Linked DNA regions of Homo sapiens: region 1 is linked to region 2. Evidence: chromatin contacts called from ENCODE Hi-C or POLR2A ChIA-PET data. All regions are on one chromosome and are shown on one strand. The core of a region is the stretch at or near the end of the contact, and the rest is flanking DNA. Distances in the headings are between cores, read along the strand shown.

Evidence for each region. A loop is a pair of places that touch in the nucleus more often than their neighbours do. ChIA-PET counts read pairs that join two places held with the same protein, here RNA polymerase II (POLR2A). Pooled maps may share reads with other maps.
Region 1: a pooled map shows a loop between it and region 2 (2.6-fold over the local background). The contact joins the enhancer-like site here to the promoter of ENEMAL in region 2. A Hi-C loop is called at or near these places in 2 of 50 pooled maps. POLR2A ChIA-PET finds 5 or more read pairs at or near these places in 3 of 52 experiments (BJ, H1 and activated T-cell).

Annotation. Positions count from the first base shown.
Region 1 is chr11:65,289,661-65,292,506 of GRCh38, forward strand. POLA2 (DNA polymerase alpha 2, accessory subunit) reads left to right here. Exons shown (of 18, transcript NM_002689.4): 13 at 139-212. Among named protein-coding and RNA genes, the nearest start is that of CDC42EP2, 24 kb to the right of the region's middle. Within about 2 kb of position 1,256, at least 30 of the 41 ENCODE cell types and tissues checked have a DNase peak (open chromatin) inside an H3K27ac peak, as active enhancers do.
Region 2 is chr11:65,476,062-65,478,991 of GRCh38, forward strand. It overlaps ENEMAL (enhancer lncRNA neighbor of NEAT1 and MALAT1), which reads right to left and starts at 1,426. Exons shown (of 1, transcript NR_186313.1): 1 at 716-1,426. RefSeq lists enhancers at 1,219-1,814, 1,650-1,739 and a silencer at 1,350-1,479.

The sequences.
Region 1 (2,846 bases), core at 6-2,505, 190 kb before region 2:
ACCATGTCTTTTTCATCTTTGCGTCTCCTTCAGCTCCTAGCCCAACAGCTGACTTCTATGGGTCACCTAACAATGTTAAACAAGTGAATAAACACCAAACATCTGCCGTCTAAATCTGTCTCCTTTCCTTTCTTGCAGAATTGTCTACTGACAAGTCCATTTGAAGACATTTTCAAGCAGTGTCTACGAACAATTATTGAAGGCACAAGAAGGTCAGATTTCAAAATACTGGACAGAACCTTAAGCTTCTTAGGTTTCTCCAGAGCTTCCCATTAAGAAACTGAAACTGCTTAAAAGTCGTGGCAGGGCCAGGCTCAGTGGATCACACCTGTAATCCCAGCACTTTGGGAGGCCGAGGCGGGCACATCACCTGAGGTCAGGAGTTTGAGACCAGCCTGGCCAATATGGTAAAACTCTGTCTGTACTAAAAATACAGAATTAGCCAGGCGTGGCGGTGGGCACCTGTAATCCCAGCTACTTGGGAGGCTGAGGCAGGAGAATCACTTGAACCTGGGAGGCAGAGGTTGCAGTGAGCCAAGATCGTGCCGTTGCACTCCAGCCTAGGCAAAAAGAGCGCAACTCCATCTCAAAAAAAAAAAAAAAAAAAAGCTGGGCGTGGTGGCTCACGCACTTTGGGAGGCCAAAGCAGGCGGATCACCTGAGGTCAGGAGTTCAAGACCAGCCTGATCAATATGGTGAAACCCTATCTCTACTAAAATTACAAAATTAGCTGGGCGTGGTGGCACATGCCTGTAATCCCAACTACTGCGGAGGCTGAGGCAGGAGAATCTCTTGAACCCAGGAGGCAGATGTTGCAGTGAGCCGAGACCACACCATTGCACTCCAGCCTGGGCAACAAGAACAAAACTCCTTTTCCAAAAAAAAATCATGGCAGTTCCTATTCTTTCCTTCCTTTTGAACTACCGAGATCAGCTAGAACCCTTGAACTTCAAGTGCAAGTTAAGAGGCATCTCTGTAAAACACAAAGATAAACATACTTGACAAGGCTGCATCGGCTCTCACTCTTTGGTTGCTCTTTCTCTTCTATACTTAGTTCCTTTTCTCACTCCCTTTTGTATAAACTAATATTCCACGGGAATCTTCCCAGGATGGTTTTGAGAAGTGTTTGATGACTTACGCAGTGAAATCCTGTGAGACCCCAAACATCTTGTTGTGTAAGTGATTGTATTGGGTAAGCCCAAGTTCCTCCCAAGTCAGTGCTTCCCCAGGGTGCGTGGGAAGCTGCCAGTGGCTACAGCTGGTGGTGATAGAAACTCTCAGTGAGGGTGGGGCCTTGAATCCTTGCCATAGACCAAACGGAAGGAACTGTGAGAGGTTACAGCAGTGATGAGAGAGCTGTGCAGTTCTCATTTGAGAGGAAAGTCACTGTTCCAGGAAGAGGCTAAAGCCGGAAGTGGAAAGTTATTCAGAAATCTGACATCCTCCATTCCTGTCCCTTTTCCCCAGTGCCAGGGTTTGAAAGAAGTTGGTATAGGTGGTAGATCTCCTCACAAGATCTGCATGCTTGTAGCTGAGCTAATAAAATACAAATATTCCTGAGGCTAAGCATTTAAAAACGAGTCTGTCACAAAGGTGGTTTTTAAAATAAGATGTCTAACCTTCCGCCTTTTAGCCATGAGAACTGATCCCAGAATCAATAAGTTGTAACATTACCTTCTTGTACCAGCAGTGTGGGCCAGGATGGTAGATGTCACAGCTGGAATAAAGAACATCCCCCAACTCACCCCAGAATCAGAGACTTGGGTTGTGCCAGTGACAACCATGTCTGGTTCTGCCCTTTCCTCCCCTGCCTCCCTCAGATGAAGGTGATGCAGGTGCCTTCCCTCTTCCCCAGATTTGCTGTGATCCTGGTCAAGTTCATCAGGCCTGGAGAGTGGTTGGAACTCCTCAGGAGATAGACCCCCAAAACACAGGAGCAGGGCTGTGTTCTTTTGTCAGCCCTTGGGGATAGGCAGGGACTGTGTTGTAGTGCCCTAACACTGGCTGGGTGCTTTCAGTTTGAGGTCGGGTTCTGTTTTTGGTTCCTTACCCCGTGTGGTATTGACAGCAGTGATAGAAATAAAGCACAGATGAGGCATTGTCACACTGGGGATGAGAGCCCAGCACCACCAGGCACTTTCATCTATGGCCAGTGTGTGCCACAGGGCAGGGGGAGCTGCCCCACCCTTCTAGAAACAGTATATAAACAGTTCTTGGGCAGAGAATTTCTTTGTATTCCTGAGAGGTCAGAAATGCAGAGCATTAAGCTGAGTCATCATTAGTAAAAGTCAGAGCCAGGCTAAGCACGGGGCTCACGCCTATAATCCCAGCACTTTAGGAGACTGAGGCGGGCAGATCACTTGAGGTCAGGAATTCAAGACCAACCTGGCCAACACGGCGAAACCCCATCTCTACTAAAAATACAAAAATTAGCCAGATGTGGTGGTGGGTGCTTGTAGTCTCAGCTACTCGGGAGGCTGAGGCAGAATTGCTTGAACCCAGGAGGTAGAGGTTGCAATGAGCCGAGATCGCACCACTGCACTCCAGCCTGGGCGACACAGCAAGACTCCATCTCAGAAAAAGAAAAAGAGCCAGTGAGAAAGCACCTCAGAGAAAGCGAGCAGAGCCCGCGGTTCTCGTCCTGTTTGCGGGAGCAGCTGGAGGACCCTCCCGCTGTGACGTACGAGGTTGTGCAATGCTGAGCATAGTTGGGATGTTTTTCTGATCCCTCCTTCTATAGGCGCTTTCTAACCATGAGCAGGAAGGCTATTTCCTCCTTAACTATTGCCCTTCCAAAGCCTACACTGAAACAGGGCAATTTTGTCCCTTGAGAGCAGCCAGCTGCA
Region 2 (2,930 bases), core at 176-2,675:
TCCCAGCACTTTGGGAGGCCAAGGCAGGTGGATCACGAGGTCAGGAGATCGAGATCCTGGCCAACATGGTGAAATCCCATCTCTACTAAAAATACAAAAATTAGCTGGGCGTGGTGGCACATGCCTGTACTCCCAGCTACTTGGGAGGCTGCGGCAGGAGAATCGCTTGAACCCAGGAGGCGGAGGTTGCAGTGAGCCGAGATCGCGCCTCTGCACTCCAGCCTGGGCGACAGAGCAAGACTCCGTCTCAAAAAAACAAAAACAACAACAAGAAAAAGAGGTGTGTTATTTAACCTTTTCTTAGAAGCTTCTCTGCTGCCCCCAATCTTTCTCAGCAATCCTAAGCCTTGCTCCAGTTACTGGTTAGAGCTGGGCCAATAGTGGTCTGACCACACGTGGTGGCAGCATTCTGAGCTCTGAGGAGACAACCTGGGCTCTTGTCTTGAGGCCTAAACTGGGCCTGAGAGAGCAGGAACAAATCTGCCCTCTCCCTAAGCTCAGGGAGTCCACAGCGGGACCCTCACACCCAGTCTAAGGAGACCACTGGGCAGAGCTGAGATCTTAAGGACAAGCTGGAGTTCCCTCAGTTTTGGGAAAGGAGTTCTGGGGTGAGCGAGGAACATCAGGAGAAGCTGGAACAGAGAGGGGCAGCCAAGTCCTGAAGGGCCTGCTGTAACCCAAGAGAGAGGCCTGGCTTTATCCAGCAAGGCCAGGGTGCGGTCGGAGCAAAGGTTGTTTTATTAAAAGCTTCCTATGGCTGGAGCCCAGGAGTTCGAGGTTACAGTGAGCTATGATCACACTACTGCACTCCGGCCTGGGCAACAGAGCCAGACCCTGTGTTTAAAAAAAATCCTAAAAAGCCACAAAACTTCCTGAATGCAGACAATGTAGGGGTTCAAGGAGCTAGGGAGTACAGCGGAGACAGTGTTTGAACAGGCCCAGGCCTGGGCAGGTGGCTGCCTTGGATGCCCGAAGGGAAAAACAGAACAAAATCAGGAGGAATTGGAGCCTAAGTGAGGGAGCAGAGGATGAAGGGCGAGAAGGGGGCATGGGGCTGACAAAGCCGGGGTGGCAGCCCGTCCCACCCCACTCAGTGTGGGTTCCCGCGGTCTGTTCGGCGCAGCCACAGGGTCCTCCCACCACCCTCGCGGCCCTTCGCCAGCCCAGATACCGTTTTCCCGACTTTGGAACGGAGACCACAACACCCGCCCCGGAACTACTGAAGGCTCAAGTTAGGTCAACCCGGCAGGAAACCGGTTCCCAAATCCCAAGGCGGACCCAGGCCCGCGGTTCCCTCCCTCAAGGCTGGAACAGCGCGCAGTGGCCACCGCCGCCGGGTCTCCAGCCCCCAGGAGCGCGGCCTCCTCCCGGACTCTCTCCGATGCGGTCCTGCCCTGGGGACACGGCAGGAAGAAGGGACCTGGCTGGGGGACGTGGCCCCGGCGCGGGGGCAGGGGAGGCAGCGCGGGACTCCCAGCGGCCCCTGCGCGGGTGCCCACCCGCCGTCACGTGACACGCCGGGCGCTGAGTCACCGGGAAGCATCTGGCTGGGCGGCCGGGATTGGCCAATCTGCGGGACCGTCTGGAGCGGAAGGGCGGTGGTAGCTGGCCCTGCTTCTCCCTCCCCAGGATCTCTGCACTGGCCTTACGAACTGGGGAGTCCAAGGGGTTCCAGGACGGGAAGGGGAGTTTGAGACCAGCCTGGGCAACCTGGCCAGACCCGGTCTCTATTAAAAATACGCAAAACACACACACCACACACCCCACCCCACACAGCCCACACACCCCACACGGCCAGCAGCCCTTTCTGTCACCGACTCCGTTCCCCTGGCCAGTGAGCTCTCCGTCCCCTTTTCCTCCCTTTTCGCACACGTGCCTTTCCTGCCTGCTCCCACCTGGTGCCTGAGGCGTCTCTGCGCCTCAGCACTGGCTGTTCGGTTTGCACTACGGAGGGCAGTGTAGGTTTGAAAAGGAAAGTTTCATTATATAGAACACTACCAAGGCAGGGCGCGGTGGCTCACGCCTGCAATCCCAGCACTTTGGGAGACCGAGGCGGGTGGATCACTTGGGGACAGTAGTTCAAGACCAGCCTGGCCAACATGGTGAAACCCTGTCTCTACTAAAAATACAAAAATTAGCTGGGAGTGGTGACACTTGCCTGTAGTCCCAGCTACTTGGGAGGCTGAGGCAGGAGAATCGCTTGAACCCAGGAGGCAGAGGTTGCAGTGAGCCGAGATCCGGCCACTGCACTCCAGCCTGGGAGACAGAGTGAGGCAAGACTCCATCTCAAAAAAAATAATAATAATAATTAATAAAAAAATAAAAATAATTAAAAGAAAAAGAAAAAGCACTACAGAAGAGTGCAGAGGGGCGCCTCAGCTAGAGGACTTAGGGATTTTCCTTAGGGGCATTTATGGACCTTAAAGAGGGAGCTTAAGGGTAACTTGGACCACACTAGCCACATAGGTCATGATAAATGATTACATTTGTAGACATTTTGGTGCCTAATGCCAGTCAGCAAGGGTTGTTGCACAATGAGTTTGGACAGGCATGCATTTGCAGAGATGTATAGAAATTCTAATTACTTGGAAATTTTGTTGGACCGGAGCTAGGAACCAAATGGTATAGGGAAGTCTCATTACTTCTGAATTCCTCAGATAAAGAGTTTTGCCTCTGCCTGGGCTGCTCGATGGCCACCAGGTGACCTTTGCTCTCCTCAGGGGCTGCTGTGGGTCCAGAGCTGGAAGGAGAATGGGCCGCATCCTTTCCTCCTTCCCTCCCCGCAGCAGCAGGGGCTCTGGCTGCGGGGGCGGGCTGAGCTCCGTCCGGGGTGATGCGAAGGGGGTCATGCCGAGGGGGTGACTCCCAGCTTGCACTGCGTCCCACAGTCGCGCCTCGCCTCGCCTCCCGGAGCCCGAGTCTTCCAAGGG